Linked DNA regions of Homo sapiens: region 2 is linked to region 1. The links are chromatin loops, found by intact Hi-C in ENCODE. Cell type or tissue: mammary epithelial cell. All regions are shown on one strand. Each heading gives the region's core, and the rest is flanking DNA. Links, peaks and the distances in the headings are about the cores only.

Region 1 (8,331 bases), core at 188-8,187:
ATGCACTCAGAGAATGGGGAGATAACCAGGACAGGATTTATGGAACTGGTGATTCCACCATGGGGCATAATGTATCTAGGTTTATTCCCTGGCCTCTGTAAGCCCCAGTGTGATGGGGGACATAATGGTGCTGTAGGAATCTGGGCAGCAATGTCAGCTCACACCCAATGTTAATACTTATCCCATCTCCTGATTAAATGGCTATAGGCTCCTTTGCAGAAGGGCTGATGGAATTGTCCCAGCATATAACCATCATCGTGTCCCAAGGTTCTTTCTCTTAGGGATATAGATATGTCCTTAGTCACTGGATTCTGAATCTGAAGCTTGCTCCTCAATTCCACATGCTTATCATAGATATCAAGCAGTGCCCTTGCTGTCTGCCCATCTTTTCTGACCCTGGGACACCACCCTTTATTAACCTTCCCCACAACTCCTTGAAGGTCAAGCCCCCTTGGCTGATACTCTGGGTTATCACAGTAAATGTGCCCTCTATCTTTTGCAGGTCACTGAAAAGGAGGGTTCCTAAAGCATTCACTCCTGACCCTGAGGGAGGTGGGTGCACTCACTCCAGGACTCAGGTTCACCACAGATAAGCAAAAAAGTCCTCACATTCAAAATTGTCCTGGGCCACATGCAGCCCACGAGCCGCGGGTTGGACAAGCCTGCATCTAGAACGTATGCACCATAACCCCAGACATTTTTCTGTTTTTACTTTAAGGATGCTTTCTAAATGCAAAAGCAGTCATATCCCTAGCAGACAACAAATGTCAGTTGAATGAATGATCACTGTAGAGCACCTCCCTATTCTAAAGCCCATATCTTTATTAATGTAGCCACAGGGCAAATGCTGTTTTGTGGCAGCTAAAGAACATAAGTTCACGTGGACATCCATGCCGCCAGTGCTTTTCTCACCAGGGCTGCTTGTATGTCCTCCCTCCTCCCACACCAACCCTCCTGCACACTTCAGCACAAAACCATATATTTCTCTTCAGGAACAATAACCCTAGCCTTATGGGTACAATTTTCCAACCACATATGAATCTAAATTAGACTCTGCTTTATAAATCTATGAGTTTGGATTGGAGCCAGCACTAGGATTACTACAACTCAGAGCAGGAAGAAGAGTAGGAGGGCAGAAGAGGAGTTCCAACAGAAAGTTAACCATGATGAGAAACTATGGGACCCCTCCTCTCTGCAAATGTCACAATCTGGTTCCTTTAAAAAGATTGGAGAAAAATCGAAAATACCATTAAGGAAAAAGCCCTGGGAGGAAGGCAAGACCTGGACAGGTCTGAAAATTTGTCTCTTGATACCACAAGGAGATTTGTATGCAGGGACCACCCTAGGTGACATCCAACTCCCTGTGATCACAGGTCTTGGTGGGACAAGGTTCTACTGAAGGGCCAAGGACAATGGAGCAGCAAAGATGACCCAGGTGAGCTGTGACCACATAAAGCCCATGGTGGCCAGAACAGAAACTGGGCACAGCCCCATCTACTCTCCTCCCCTGCAACAAATCAGCACAAGAAACACGTGGACTCTGGAAGGTTCTCATGTCTTCCATTTATTTTGTCTCTCAAATTTTAGGAATCTTCTCCTTTAATTAACTCATCAACCTCTCATGGCAAGAATTTGAGAAAGTAAATTTATACTAAGGTTCTAATTTTAATAGGGAAGGAAGAAGTTACAGCTCAGTGCACCATGAAGTTGAGACAGAGATGGAGACACCTCAGCCCCACCTCTCTGGAACAGGAAAGATGATTGGGGAGGGAGCACAGGTCAGCGTGGGAAGAGGGTCATGGTGGACATGGGGGTGGGGTGGTCTCCCCACCTCCTCACATTATGCCTACACGAACACAGACACATGCAGGTGCCTTTGCAGAAACAAAGTCAGGGTTCTTCAAGTCACAAAGGGAAGGGCAGGAACAACTCTTGCCTCTCAGTCCCACACAAGGCAGCTGTCTCACACTATAGAAAAAAATATTCATGAACAAATTCATATCCATCACAGTGAGGGGTCACACCTTAAACAGCCCATCGCATGCTCAATACATCCAATGCAAAGAAACCCCATAGCACAGCTGTGTCCACTGTTCCGCCCAACACCCAACACACATTAGGTCCTCCAAGCTCTCACCTTTACAAGCTGTGAGGGACACATCAGAGCCCTGGGCACTGTCACTGCCTGGGGTAGAACAAAAACAGAACCTGGTCAGATCCCACAGAAGATGTGGCTAGAGGAGGAATTGTGAGGTGGGTGGGCTCCCCCATGGGCTCCCAAACACAATATCCCAAGGACCTCAGGCATCAGCCTCCTTCATACTTACTTGCAGCCTGAGTGTAACTCCCTCCTTTTCTATCTGTGAGAAGAAAATGTCCTGTGAGATACCAGAAAGGAGCCAGGGCCTTAAGGTCCTAGAGGAACCTCCTAGTCTTGGACCCCAGAGAAGTTTCCAGAAATGTGTGACTGCAGACCCAGGGCGGGATCAGGAAACATGAAGAAAGCAGGTGTGGGTCCTGGACCAATAGCCCTCCTGAGGTCTGTCCTCAGGGACCTTCCCCTGTGACTTGTGACTGCTGGGATCAGGTCCCATCACCGCCGTAATCAAGGTGATAAATCTGTCCTTCATTTTAACAGGTGCTTTACAAAAGAGTAAGTGCTGGCACACAGGGCCCAGACTGGGTAGGCCCATGATTGTGGACGGTGCTTCCCAGTAATGAGACAGGGCACATTTCTAGCTGGGGCTTGGAACCCTCAGTGAGACAAGAAATCTCAGACCCCACCCTTCACCCCTTCTCCACCTGAGCTCTTCCTCCTCCACATCACGGCAGCGACCACAGCTCCAGTGATCACAGCTCCAAGGAGAACCAGGCCAGCAATGATGCCCACGATGGGGATGGTGGGCTGGGAAGACAGCTCTGGGAAAAGAGGGGAAGGTGAGGGGCCCTGACCCTGCTAAAGGTCTCCAGAGAGGCTCCTGCTTTCCCTAAGAGACATGACACCCCCATCTCCCTCCTTACCCCATCTCAGGGTGAGGGGCTTGGGCAGACCCTCATGCTGCACATGGCAGGTGTATCTCTGCTCCTCTCCAGAAGGCACCACCACAGCCGCCCACTTCTGGAAGGTTCCATCCCCTGCAGGCCTGGTCTCCACGAGCTCCGTGTCCTGGGTCTGGTCCTCCCCATCCCGCTGCCAGGTCAGTGTGATCTCCGCAGGGTAGAAGCCCAGGGCCCAGCACCTCAGGGTGGCCTCATGGTCAGAGATGGGGTGGTGGGTCATATGTGTCTTGGGGGGGTCTGACGGGAAGAGTCAGAAAATTCAGGCATTTTGCATCTGTCATGGGACACTCCACCAGCACGCATGTGGCCATCTTGAGAATGGACAGGACACCCGGGATGGGGAAGAGAGCACAGAACCCAGACACCAGCCTGGACACAGGCACCTGGGATAATCTTCTATTCCCTGAGAAGGGAACAGCGACTTCTGGTCCTGACCTGAGTGGAGGCTGAGGGACTCAGAAGTGCTGGACTCAGACCCCCACACACATTGAGTGTGAAGCAGAGAACAAGGCCTGAGAGGAAAAGTCACGGGCCCAAGGCTGCTGCCGGTGTCAAAGGGAACCACTCATCAGTATTCGAGGGATCGTCTTCCCGTCACTCCTTCAGAGATTTTATCCCTTAATTGTGTCAGAGAGCAGGGCGGAACCTCAGAGTCACTCTCTGGTACAGGATCTGGAACCCAGGAGGATTCCTCTCCCTCAGGACCAGAGGGAGGGTGATATTCTAGTGTTGGTCCCAATTGTCTCCCCTCCTTGTGGGAGGCCAGCCCGGGAGATCTACAGGCGATCAGGGAGGCGCCCCGTGGCCCCTGGTACCCGTGCGCTGCAGCGTCTCCTTCCCGTTCTCCAGGTATCTGCGGAGCCACTCCACGCACGTGCCATCCAGGTAGGCTCTCAACTGCTCCGCCTCATGGGCCGCCTCCCACTTGCGCTTGGTGATCTGAGCCGCCATGTCCGCCGCGGTCCAAGAGCGCAGGTCCTCGTTCAGGGCGATGTAATCCTTGCCGTCGTAGGCGTCCTGCCGGTACCCGCGGAGGAAGCGCCCGTCCGACCCCACGTCGCAGCCATACATTATCTGGATGGTGTGAGAACCTGGCCCCGACCCCGCGGTCAGCCCAGTCCCCCGAGCCCCGCCCAGCCCCGACCAACCCGGGGGGATTTTTGGCCTAAACTGAAAATGAAACCGGGTAAAGGCGCCTGGGCCTCTCCCGGGGCAAGGGTCTCGGGGTCCCGCGGCTTCGGGGTGGATCTCGGACCCGGAGACTGTGGGCGACCTGGCCCGTCCGTGGGGGATGAGGGGTCCTGACCTGCGCCCCCGGCCGGGGTCACTCACCGGCCTCGCTCTGGTTGTAGTAGCCGCGCAGGGTCCCCAGGTCCACTCGGTCAGTCTGTGACTGGGCCTTCACATTCCGTGTCTCCTGGTCCCAATACTCCGGCCCCTCCTGCTCTATCCACGGCGCCCGCGGCTCCATCCTCTGGCTCGCGGCGTCGCTGTCGAACCGCACGAACTGCGTGTCGTCCACGTAGCCCACGGCGATGAAGCGGGGCTCCCCGCGGCCGGGCCGGGACACGGATGTGAAGAAATACCTCATGGAGTGGGAGCCTGGGGGCGAGCAGTGGCTGAGACCTGCCCGACCCTCGTCCCGGCGCGGCTCCCCCGGTCCTGCGCCCCCGCCAGGAGGGCCCCTTGCTTCTCCCCGCAGAGGCGGTTTCCCTCCCGACCCCGCACTCACCCGCCCAGGTCTGGGTCAGGGCCAGGGCCCCCGAGAGTAGCAGGAGGAGGGTTCGGGGCGCCATGACGGCCATCCTCGGCGTCTGGGGAGAATCTGAGTCCCGGTGGGTGCGTGCGGGCTTTAGAACAGCGACCGCGACGACACTGATTGGCTTCTCTGGAAACCCGACACCCAATGGGAGTGAGAACTGGGTCCGCGTCGTGAGTATCCAGGATGAAGGACCCTACGTAGGTTGGGAGAGGGAGAAAAGAAACTGCGGAGTTGGGGAATCCCCAAGGCTGGGACTCCCCAATCCATACACCGCCTTCGGGGCCTGAGACTCTGAGAGCCACGCCTGGGGCCCTGGGACTTCGCCCTGACCCCTCTGCTCCTGTGCGAAGCGCTCTGTCTCAATGTCTCCCTGAGTCTTGGCCCAGGAGCTGTCTGAGAAACAAGGGAGAAACCCTCGGCATGGGCCCCGTCCCTCTCCTTTCACTTTTCATCCCATTATCTCTGTCCCTGAACTGGACTCCCTGACTCCCACTCCTTACCTGTCCACCTGGACTCTTCTAGAAGAAAAATCACCCCATGGAGTTTGGTGCCAGAGAGTAAGCTTGATCTGGGAATGGAGGTGTAGATTTTTGTTGTTGTTGTTTTTGTTTTTAATCCGGAAAAGTTGTGCCTGAGTGCATGAGACAGAATAGAGACCAATTTGCTCTTTGTTTATTAACTACAGTGGGTAGCAGAATCTTGGTAACCCCTGAATGATCAGGAATCTAATAGGTAAAAAATGTGACTTTGGCCCCTTAATGTATAAATGTGTCCAAAAGCATTACAACAGGACTCACAAAGCTACTAAGTTGCACTTTCCCAGACAATGTATCTGTGACTCCTGCTTGTCTTACTTTAAATTTGCCATCATTCCTTAGCTCTGAGTTTCTGTGTGAGTCCACGACATCTCCTCAATACAAAGTAGCCACTGTGTTCCTATATGTTGCAACCAGAAGCCATTACAGGCTTTATTCACCTCAAAGTTGCAACTGTTCAAGGCAGTCACAATGCCCCTCACTAGTGCTCATGCACTGCCTGTTTTTAGGAAGTATCCACTTCTAAGTGTTGTGTATATTTTATAGGAACACTTAGTAATTTTTAAACCTGATTAACATAAAAAATAGTTTTTAGGCAGACCCACATGAGGTATTAAAAGACAACTGCCAAGGACACCCTCCTAGGCTCTGTAGATTGATGTATTAAAATCCATAAAACAATGTCTTTAAACCTAAGAATTCTGCTGCTTTCAAATTCTTTCCTCTGCTCCTTTTCCTCACCTCCTGCTTCTCCAGCCCTTCCCTCCATCCTTCTCATCCTTCAGGCCCTCCTCTCCCCTTAGTTCCCACCACACTGTCACTCATGAATTGTGACACTAGCACTGTCCCATGACCTGCTACGTAACTGTTCTTTTCACAGTGGCCCTGCTCCTGTGAGTCGGAGTGTGTCATTTCTCCACTTAAAACACTCCAGTGTCTCCACCTCGGTCTTGTGAAGCTTCTGGAGTGTCAGGCACTTGAGCATATGAGGGGATACCTCGTTCATTGTAGGGACTAAGTTAATTTTTGTTGACTTAATGAATGAAATATGAGTGTATTAAATTGCATCACAGATAATTATAAACTGTAAAACACTGAAAAAGTTCAGAAAGATTTTATTTTATGCAACTAGTGTGTATATCAATTCATCAATTCATTCGCACACTACCATGCCTGGCAAAACAACACACATTTATCTGCTTATAGTTCCTTGGTCAGAAATCTGGGCAAGATGTGGATAGAATCTCCATTCTGGGCTTCCAAAAGCTGTGTTTTCATTTTGAATCCTCCTTCGGGTTTATACAGAGGTGGCAGAATGCAGTTTCTTGCAGTTGTAAGACTGAGGTCCCTGTTCCTGGCTAGCTGTCAATGTAGAGAACTGGGAGGGGCTCAATTCCCGGTGCTCACCAGCGTTCTTTCCTACACAGCCCCTTAATTTTTCTTTTTTTTTTTTTTTTTGAGACGGAGTCTGGCTCTGTAGCCCAGGCTGGGGTACAGTGGCCCAATGATCTCTGCTCACTACAAGCTCCGCCTCCTGGGTTCACACCATTCTCCTGTCTCAGTCCCAAGTAGCTGGGACTACAGGCGCCCACCACTATGCTCTAATTTTTTTTTTCTTAGTAGAGACAGGGTTTCACCTTGTTAGCCAGGATTGTCTCGACCTCCTGACCTCATGATCCGCCCGCCTCGGCCTCCCAAAGTGTCGGGATTACAGGCGTGAGCCACCGCGCCCGGCCCATAGCCCCTTCCTTTTCAAAGCCCATGGTGGAGGAAACCCCTCATGCTGAGTCCCTTTCACACTGTAAGTCTCTATGCTCATGAAGAACCCAGTCCTTTCAAGGACTCACCTGATTAGGACAGTCCAAGCAGGATAAACCCAGCATAAAGTCAACTAATTGAGACCCTTAATTATATCTGCTAAATCCCTTCACAGCAGCACCTACATTAGAGTTGGTTGAATAACTGGAGGAAGGTGAATGACCAGGAGCTGCTTGTTGAGGCCATCATAGAATCAGCCTAGCAAGGGTTGGATCTTCCTTTTGTGTTTAATTGGGACACAGTTGGAAAGTGAAGTTCAAGTAACGTGATCATTGTGAATGGTCATAAAATACATCCTCTTCAGCCATGGAAATTGTCCTTACTTTTTAAAACTAAGTTACATGTTTAATATCTTATAATTAATTTAGGCCAGGTGTGGTGGCTCACATCTGTCATCCTAGCACTGTGGAAGGCAGAGGAATGGAGATTTGTTGACTCCAGAAGTTCAAGATCAGCCTGGGCAAAACCTCCATCTATACAAAAAATTAGAAAATTAGCCAGGCATGGTAGTTCATGATGGTAGTCGCAGCTACTCAGGAGGCTGAGGTCAGAGAGTCCCTTGACCCCAGGCGTTCGACACTGCAGTGCATGGTGATCATGCCACTGCATTCCAGCCTGGGTGACAGAGCAAGACCCTGTCTCAAAAATAATAATGATGATGATGACACATTTAGAGCAAATGCAATTTGATGTGTAATAATACATCCTCTCTTGTGAAAATATATTATTTACTGTTGCATAACAAATTACGTAAAACTTAGCTCGAAACAACAAATGTTTCTCATCTCCCACAGTTTCCAATCGTCAGGAATCCAGGAGAGGTTTCCCTGAGTGCTTCCTGCTCAGGGCCTCTCACAAGGTTGCACTCCAGTTGTCAGCCAGGGGCCGCAGCATCTGAGGGCTTCGCTGGGGCTGGGAATTCACAAGAAACATGGATCAGTCACATGGCTGTTGGAAAAGGCCTGGTTCCTTGTTGTCTGTTCCCAGAAGGCCTCAGTTCTCAGTCATGTGGACCTTCCTGCAGGGCTGCTTATGGCACAGCGGCTGGCTTCCCCCAGAGCTCATGATCCCAGATTCAGAGAGAGAGAAGGTGGAAGCCGCAGTTAGTTTTATGTTCTACACCCAGAGTCACAAACTGTTATGTTGGCACTATTC
Region 2 (8,331 bases), core at 77-8,076, 150 kb after region 1:
AAAGAAAGAAAGAAAGAAAGAAAGAAAGAAAGAAAGAAAGAAAGAAAGAAAGAGAAAGAAAGAAAGAAAGAAAAGAAGGAAAGAAGGAAGGAAGGAAGGAAGGAAGGAAGGAAGGAAGGAAGGAAGGAAGGAAAGAAAGAAAGAAAGATTTATGATCAAGTAACTTAACTACCTGGACATCCCCTCCTGGCATAAAAAACAAAACCTATGAAGCCACCCTCGGCTGTTGTCCAATTCTATTCCCCAAAAGGAACTTCTATCTTGAGTCTTGTATTTACTATTCCTTTTCATTGTCTCTAAAGATTTTTACAATAAGTATATATATATATATCCAAATCACAGTTTGACCTGCTTTTTTTAACTTCCCCGTACAGAGAACTCACACAATGTGCATTCTTCTGTGATGCTGATGCATGTTATGTGTAGGAGAGTTATCTCTGATGTGGGAGGGTGCTGTTCATTCACTGTTGCTGCTGAAGTTTTACTTTTTATTATTATACGACTATTTTGTTAATTCCCATTGATGTATATGTGATTGTTTCCAGTTTTTGCCATAAACATTGGTGTACATGTCTCCTGGACACATAGCCAAGAATGTCCCCAGGGGGTATGATCAGGAGGCAGATGGTGGGATTATATGATGTATGGACATTAATCATACTAGATAAGGCTAATTTGATTTCTCAAGTGCTTGTACCAAGAATGGGAAAGAGCTTGTGTTGCTCATGTGTTCTGAAAACATTCAGTTGGAGGCAGAAATTAAATGTTAAAAGGTACTGTCTTGGCTATAGAATCACCCTAGGCATTTTTTCATATTCCATTAACAACTTCCTTTTCTTTACTTTTATATTATAAATTACGGCATTATACTTTTAGCATAAAGTTCAAATAATGCTTCCTTTTGGCCTAAACACTTGGAGTTTATGAAAAAAATGGAGGGAGGGAGAAAGCTCTGAGGGAGGAAAGGAGGAAAGAAGGAAGGAAGGACAGAGAAAGACAAAATTTAAAATGTTCAAAAATAGGAGGAAAGAGTTGGAAACAGCAAGTATAGCTAATGTTATTAAAATGCAAGGGATTAAAAGATATGTAGATAATATCCATGGAATAATGGAAACTTAAGAAAGCCTTAATAGTTATCAAGTGCTGTGTCACAAACTACCTCAAAATTTAGTAGCTTAATAGAACAAATATCTGTTAACTCAAAGAGATACTACACACACAAGTAAAATAGATTCTGTGGGGGTGGCAGAAGTTGGATAAAGAGAAGGATTTTACAGGTTGGAATAAGAGTTATTGATATGCAGATGGAAATAATTTTTAGTCCAAGTCCTTCAAGGAGCAGATGCCAAGATGAGCTTAAAGTCTGCGACATCTTATAAGGGGACACACCCGTAAGGGAATATGGGAAGTGAGCCAGAAATCCCTGAGAAAAGGCGGCAGACCACGATGCAAGTGTGACCCCAAGTGCTGGACAGAAGGAGAGAAAGTTTGTTTGACGCATCCTAGAGCACAGGCAATCTAAGGAGAGTTGAGCAAGGCCGTGGAGGAGTCTTCCAGCTACAGTTAGCCATCAGAGGAGTCCCGTGTCTCCCAGGAATGGCTTGCCTTAATGCCTGCTGTGACCAGTCACTGGCTGGGAACAGCCCATGGGAAGCAGGGCTTTGCACCAATCCTGCTGAGGATGTCAGAGCACAGGAGCACAGCCTTGGGACATTACCTGTGAGTATCACTCAATCCTTCCTTCCTGAGGGTTCTGGGCTCTTGAATATGAAACCCTCTCAGGCTGGGTTGCTGGATGATTCTGCTCACACTTACAACAGGACAAGGGGAACCATAAGGTCTCCAAGTGGATCTCTTATTTCCACACACACATCTCCTGCCCTCCTTGTGTGATAGCAGCCCTGCCTCCTCCTCTTCTCACCTGCTTGTATCTGGACACATACTATTCAAACATCCCTGGGGGCAGCCATAATGTATATTTCCATGGACTCTCATTTAAATGTCTCCTTGCCAGGGTGCCCCCTTTGGGAAACCAGGACCTCCTCCCCTACAGAGCCCAGATATTGGAGATGAGAAGTGCAAAATCACCCTGAAGGTGAATATAAGGGTTTAGATATGGAGCCACACCTGCTTCTACTTCTTGGTTTTTGGACCCACGTATTCTTCCTTCTGTAAACACAGCACTATAGAGACATCTTTGATTCAATACATGCACCACATCCTGAAAGATGGCACCCATTCCTCAGAGGGTTTCATCCAAGCTGGCACTAAGTTGTGTCTGTAGAGACCTGTCCATGACTCTGTGTGGCTGGCAGCCCCTGGGAGGTGCAGGTGGTGATAAGACCAGGGGGTGCCATGGTCATGGACCACGCTTCATCCCCTTTCCTCTGAGGTGTGTCCCGCGGGCAGATAATGTACTGAAATTCTGAGCCAGTGGCTCAGGAATGCCAATAGTGATACTGGCTGAGGGTCTAAGAGTAGAGAGGAAAACCACACCACATCTAATAGGTGCCTATCCCTGTGAGGATGAACCTCCGCCCCCCGGGCCGCCTCCCACTTGAGCTGGGTGATCTGAGCCGCCGTGTCTGCGGCTGTCAAGGAGCACAGGTCCTCGTTCAGGACGATGTAATCCTTGCCATCGTAAGCAAGCTGGTGATACCCGCGGAGTAGGCGCCCGTCCGACCCCACGTCGCAGACAGACATCCTCTAGATGGGTGTGAGACCCTGGCCCCGCCCCCGCGGCCAGCCCCGCCCACCGAGCCCCGCCCTCGCCAGGACCAACCTGCGGGGATTTTGGCTGAAAATGAAACCGGGTAACGGCTCCTGGGCCTCTCCCGGGTCAAGGGTCTCCAGGTCCCGCTGCCTCGGCGTGGATCTCGGACCCAGAGACTCGGGGAGACCCGGGCGGTCCGTGGGGGATGTGGAGGGGTAGTGACCTGCGCCCCCGGCCGGTGTCACTCACAGGCCTCACTCTGGTTGTAGTAGCCGCTCAGGGTCCGCAGGTTCACTCGGTAAAACTGTGCTTTGGCCTTGGCGGTCCCTGTCTCCTCTTCCCAATATTCCGGCCCCTCCTGCTCCATCCACGGCGCCCGCGGCTCCATCCTGGGACTCGTGGCGTCGCTGTCGAGCCGCACGCACTGCGTGTCGTCCACGTCGCCCACGGAGAGGAAGCGGGGATCCGCGCGGCCGGGCCGGGACATGGTGGTGTGGAAATACCTCAAGGAGTGGAAGCCTGGGAGCAAGGAGGGGGCTGAGACCCTCCCGACCCTCCTCCCGGCACCGCAACCGGGTTCCTGCGCCCCCGCCGGGCAGGCCCCTAGCTACTCCCCACAGACGCCGTTTCCCTCCCGACCCCGCACTCACCTGCCCAGGTCTGGGTCAGGACCAGGGCCCCCGAGAGCAGCAGAAGCAGGGTTCGGGGCGCCATGACACCATCCTCGGCGACTGGGAAGAATCGGAGTCCCGGTGGGTGCGTGGGAACTTTAGAACCGGGACCGCGGCTACATTGATTGGCTTCTCTAGAAACCCGACACTCAATGGGAGTGAGAACTGGGGCAGCCCGGTGAGTACCCAGGAAGAAGGACCCGACACAGGTTGGGAGAGGGAGAAGAGAAACCCTGCAAAGATGGGGAATGCCCAGCGCTGGGCCTCCCCAATCCATACACCGCCTTTGGGGCCTGAGATCCTGAGAGCCACGCCTGAGGCCCTGGGACTTCGCCCTGACCCCGCTACTTCTGTGCCAAGCGCTCTGTCTCAATGTTTCCCTGAGTCTTGGCCCAGGAGCTGTCTGAGAAACCAGGGAGAAACCCTCGGAATGGGCCCCGTCCCTCTCTCTTCACTTTGCATCACGGAATCCCCGTCCCAGAACTGGACTCCCTGCCTCCTACTCCTTACCTGTCCCCGTGGACTCTTCTAGAAGAAAAATCACCCCAGGGAGCTTGTTGCCAGAGAGTGAGCTTGCCCTGGGAATGGAGGTGTAGAGACAGGGTTTTTTGTTGTTGTTGTTTGTTTGTTTTTTAAATCTGGAAAAGTTGTGCCTGAGTGCATGAGATAGAATAGAGACCAGTTTGCTTTTTGTTTATTAACTACAGTGGGTAGCAGAATCTTGGTAACTCCTAATGATCAGGAATCTAATCGGCCAAAAATGTGACTTTGGTCCCTTGACATATAAATGTGTCTAAAAGCATTACAACAGGAATCACAAAGCTCCTAAGTTTCACTTTCCCAGACAATGTATCTGTGACTCCCGCTTGTAGTATTTTAAATTTACCTTCATTCCATAGCCCTGAGTTTCTGTGTGAGTCCAGGACATCTCCTAATACAAGGTAGCCACTGTGTTACTATATGTTGTAACCAGGAGCCAGTACGGACTTTATTCATCTCACAGTGGCAAGCACTCAATGCAGTCACAATGCCCCTCACCAGTGCTCATGCACTGCCTGTTTTTAGGAAGTATCCACTTCTAAGTGTTGTGTATATTTTATATGAACACTTAGTATTTTTTAAACCTGATTAACATAAAAAAATTAGTTTTTAGGCAGACCCACATAAGGTATTAAAGGCCAACTGCAAAGATCACCCTGCAAGGCTCTGTAGATTGATGTATTAAAATATATAAAACAATGTGTTTAAACCTGAGTTCTGCTGCTTTCGAATTCTTTCCCTCTGCTCCATTTCCTCACCTCCTGCATCTCCAGCCCTTCCCTCCATTCCTCTCATGCCTCAGGCCCTCCTCTCCCCTTAGTCCCCACCACCTTGTCACTCCTTATTTGTGACACTAGCACTGTCCCATTACCTGCTACGTGACTGTTCTCTGCACAGTGGTCCTGCTCCTGTGAGTCAGAGTGTGTCATTTCTCCACCTAAAACATTCCACTGGCTCCACCTTGGTCTTGTGAAGCTTCTGGAATGTCAGGCACGTAAGCATATGAGGGCACACCTGGTTCATTGTAGGGATTAAATTAATTTTTCTTGACTGAATGAATGAAATATGAGTCTATTAAATTGCATCACAGAAAATTATAAAATGTAAAATACTGAAAAAGTTAAGAAATATTTTATTTTATGTAATTAGTGTGCATATCAATTCATCAATTCATTCGTGCACTACCACGACTGGCAAAACAACACCCATTTATCTGCTTATACTTCCTTGGTCAGAAATCTGGGCAAGATGTGGATAGAATCCCTGTTCTGGGCTTCCAAAAGCTGTGTTTTCATTTTGAATCCTCCTTCAGGCTTATACAGAGGTGGCAGAATGCAGTTTCTGGCAGTTGTAAGACTGAGGTTTCTGTTCCTTGCTGGCTGTCAATACAGAGAATAGGCAGGGTTGTGCTCAATTCCTGGTGCCTAACAGTGTTCTTTCCTACACAGCCTCTTCATTTTCAAAGCCCACGGTAGAGGAAACCCCTCATGCTGAATCCCTCTCACACTGCAAATCTCTATGCTCAGAAAGAACACAGACCTTTCAAGGACTCACCTTATTAGGACAGTCAAAGCAGGATAAACCCAGCCTAAAGTCAACTAATTGAGGCCCTTAGTTATATCTGCTAAATCCCTTCACAGCAGCATCTACACTAGAGTTGCTTGAATAACTGGGGGAAAGTGAATGACCGGGAGGTGGCTGTTGGGGGCCATCAAAGAATCAGCCCAGCAAGGGTTGGATCTTCCTTTTGTGTTTAATTTGGACACAGTTGGAAATTGAAGTTCAAGTAAAGTGATCATTGTGAATGGTAATAAAATGCATCCTCTTCAGCCATGGACATTCTCCTTACCTTTTAAAACTAAGTTACATGTGTAATGTCTTATAATTAATTTAGGCCAGGTGTGGTGGCTCACACCTGTGATTCTAGCACCGTGGAAGGCAGAGGAAGGCAGATTTGTTGACTCCAGATGTTGAAGATCAGCCTGGGCAACATGGAGAAACCCCCATCTCTACAAAAAAATTTAGAAAATTAGCCAGGCGTGGTGCTTCATGCCTGTAGTCCCAGTTACTCAGGACGCTGAGATAAGAGGGTCCCTTGAGCCCAGGAAGTCGACACTGCAGTGCATGGTGATCATGCCACTGCACTCCAGCCTGGGCGACAGAGCGAGACCCTGTCTCAATAACAATAATATTAATAATAATGATAAATTTAGAGCAAATGCAAATTAATGTGTAATACTACATCCTCTTTTGTGAAAATGTGTTAGTTATTTACTATTGCATAACAAATTATGTAAAACTTAGCAGCTCAAAATGGCAAATATTCATCATCTCCCGCAGGTTCCAATGGTCAGGAATCCAGGAGAGGTTTCCCTGAGTGCTTCTTGCTCAGGGCCTCTCACAAGGTTGCAGTCCAGTTGTCAGCCTAGGCCTGCATCATCTGAGTGCTTCACTGGGACTGAGGATTCACATGAAACATGGATGGGTCACATGGCTGTTGGAAAAGCCCTAGTTCCTTGTTTTCTGTTCCCAGAAGGCCCCAGTTCTCAGCCACATGGACCTTCCTTCAGGGCTGCTTATGGCACAGCAGGTGGCTTCCCCCAGAGCTCATGATTCCAGAGACATTGAGAGAGAAGGGGGAGGCTGCAGTGAGTTTTATGTTCTACACCCAGAGTCACAAACTCTTATGTCAGCATTACCAGTTAGAAGTTGTATTAGTCCGTTCTCACATTGCTATAAAGAAATACCTGAGACTGGGTAATTTATAAAGGAAAGAGGTTTAATTGACTCATAGTTCTGCATTGCTGAGAAGGCTGCCCCATGAAACTTACAATCATGGCAGAAGTGGAGGCAAACACGTCCTTCTTCACATGGTGGCAGGAGAGAGAATTGCAGATCGAAGTGGGGAAAAATACCTCATAAAACCATCAGATCTCATGAGAATTCCCTCAGCATCATAAGAGCAGCATGGGGGTACCATACCCGTGATCCAATCACCTCCCAGGAGGTCCCTCCCCCGATACATAGGGATTACAATTTGCATGACAATTCAAGATGAGAATTTGGTGGGAACTCAGAGCCAGACCATATCAGAAATGCATCATTAAGTCCCAGCCACACTCAAGAGAGGAAATTAAGCAGCATCTCTGGAAGGGAACAGTATTAAAGGATTTGAATATATATTAAAAGCAAATTTAAAACTCTTGTTTCAGGATTTTGAAAATCAAAATTTTTTTATCTAATTATTTTTCGTTAACCCTTTTAGCTTGTCTTTTAATTTAATTTAATTTTAAGTTCCAGGTTATGTGTGCAGGATGCGCAGGTTTGTTACATAGGTAAATGTGTGCCATGGTGGTTTGCTGCACCTATCAAACCATCACCTATGTATTAACCCTGGCATGCATTAGCTATTTTTTCCTAATACTCCTCCCACCACTGCCCTCCCCCAGCAGGCACCAGTGTGTGATGTTCCTCTCCTTGTGTCCATGTGTTCTCATTGCTCATCTCCCAATTATAAGTGAGAACATGTGGTGTTTGGCTTTCTGTTCCTGTGTTAGTTTGCTGAGGATGGCTTCCAGCTTCATCCATATCCCTGCAAAAGACTGAATCTCATTCCTTTTTGTGGCTGCATAATATTCCATGGTGTATATGTACCATATTTTCTTAATGCAGTACATCATTGATGGGCATTTGGGCTGATTCCATGTCTTTGCTATTGTGGATAGTGCTGCAATAAGCATACACATGCATGTATCTTTATAATAGAGTGATTTATTTTCCTTTGGATGTATACCCTGTAATGGGATTGCTGGGTCAAATGGTATTTCTGGTTCTAAATCTTTGAGGAATCACCAAACTGTCTTCCACAATGGTTCAACCAATTTACATTTCCAGCAACAGTGTAAAAGCCTTCCTATTTCTCCACAACCTCGCCAGCATCTGGTGTTTATGTAGTTTTAAATAATTGCCATTCTGACTGGCATTAGATGGTATCTCATTTGTGGTTTTGATTTGCATTTCTGTAATCAGTGATGTTGAGCTTTTTTTCATGTTTTTTTGGCCACATGTACATCTTATTTTGTGAAATGTCTCTTCATGTCCTTTGTTCACTTTTTAATGAAGTTTTTTTCATGTAAATTTGCTTAAGTTCTTTATAGATTCTGAATATTAGACCTTTGTAAGATAGATAGATTGCAAAAATTTTCTCCCATTCTGTAGGGTGTCTGTTCACTCTGATAGTTTCTTTTTCTGTGCAGATGCTCTTTTGTTTAATTAGATCCCATATGCCAATTTTTGCTTTTGTGGCAGATGCTCTTGGCGATTTCATCATAAAATCTTTGCCCATGCCTGTGTCCTGAATGGTATTGCCTAGATTTTCTTTCAGGGTTTTTATAATTTTGTGTTTTA

Evidence for each region. Peaks named below come from ENCODE experiments on the same cell type or tissue, not always from the same donor. Only the 100,000 strongest peaks of a DNase experiment are listed, where the experiment ranks them.
Region 2: a loop joins it to region 1, with 15 times the contacts of the local background. A loop is called at or near these places in 17 of 110 quality-filtered maps.

The regions. Positions count from the first base shown.
Region 1 is chr6:29,939,088-29,947,418 of GRCh38, reverse strand. It overlaps HLA-A (major histocompatibility complex, class I, A), which reads right to left and starts at 4,887. Exons shown (of 8, transcript NM_002116.8): 1 at 4,793-4,887; 2 at 4,393-4,662; 3 at 3,876-4,151; 4 at 3,022-3,297; 5 at 2,803-2,919; 6 at 2,328-2,360; 7 at 2,138-2,185; 8 at 1,549-1,968. The coding sequence starts at 4,865. The coding sequence ends at 1,964. It overlaps LOC124901298 (a long non-coding RNA gene), which reads left to right and starts at 1,826. Exons shown (of 3, transcript XR_007059541.1): 1 at 1,826-2,638. It also overlaps the pseudogene HCG4P5. In mammary epithelial cell, for the core only: a CTCF peak has its summit at 4,548 (motif pointing left); DNase peaks (open chromatin) are centred at 4,988, 5,718 and 6,228; H3K4me3 peaks cover 1,988 bases; H3K27ac peaks cover 2,214 bases.
Region 2 is chr6:29,787,338-29,795,668 of GRCh38, reverse strand. HCG4 (HLA complex group 4) reads left to right here and starts at 2,596. Exons shown (of 1, transcript NR_002139.2): 1 at 2,596-4,638. It also overlaps the pseudogene HLA-V. RefSeq lists an enhancer at 4,249-5,448. In mammary epithelial cell, for the core only: a CTCF peak has its summit at 3,121; DNase peaks (open chromatin) are centred at 3,658, 4,308 and 4,848; H3K4me3 peaks cover 2,465 bases; H3K27ac peaks cover 3,667 bases.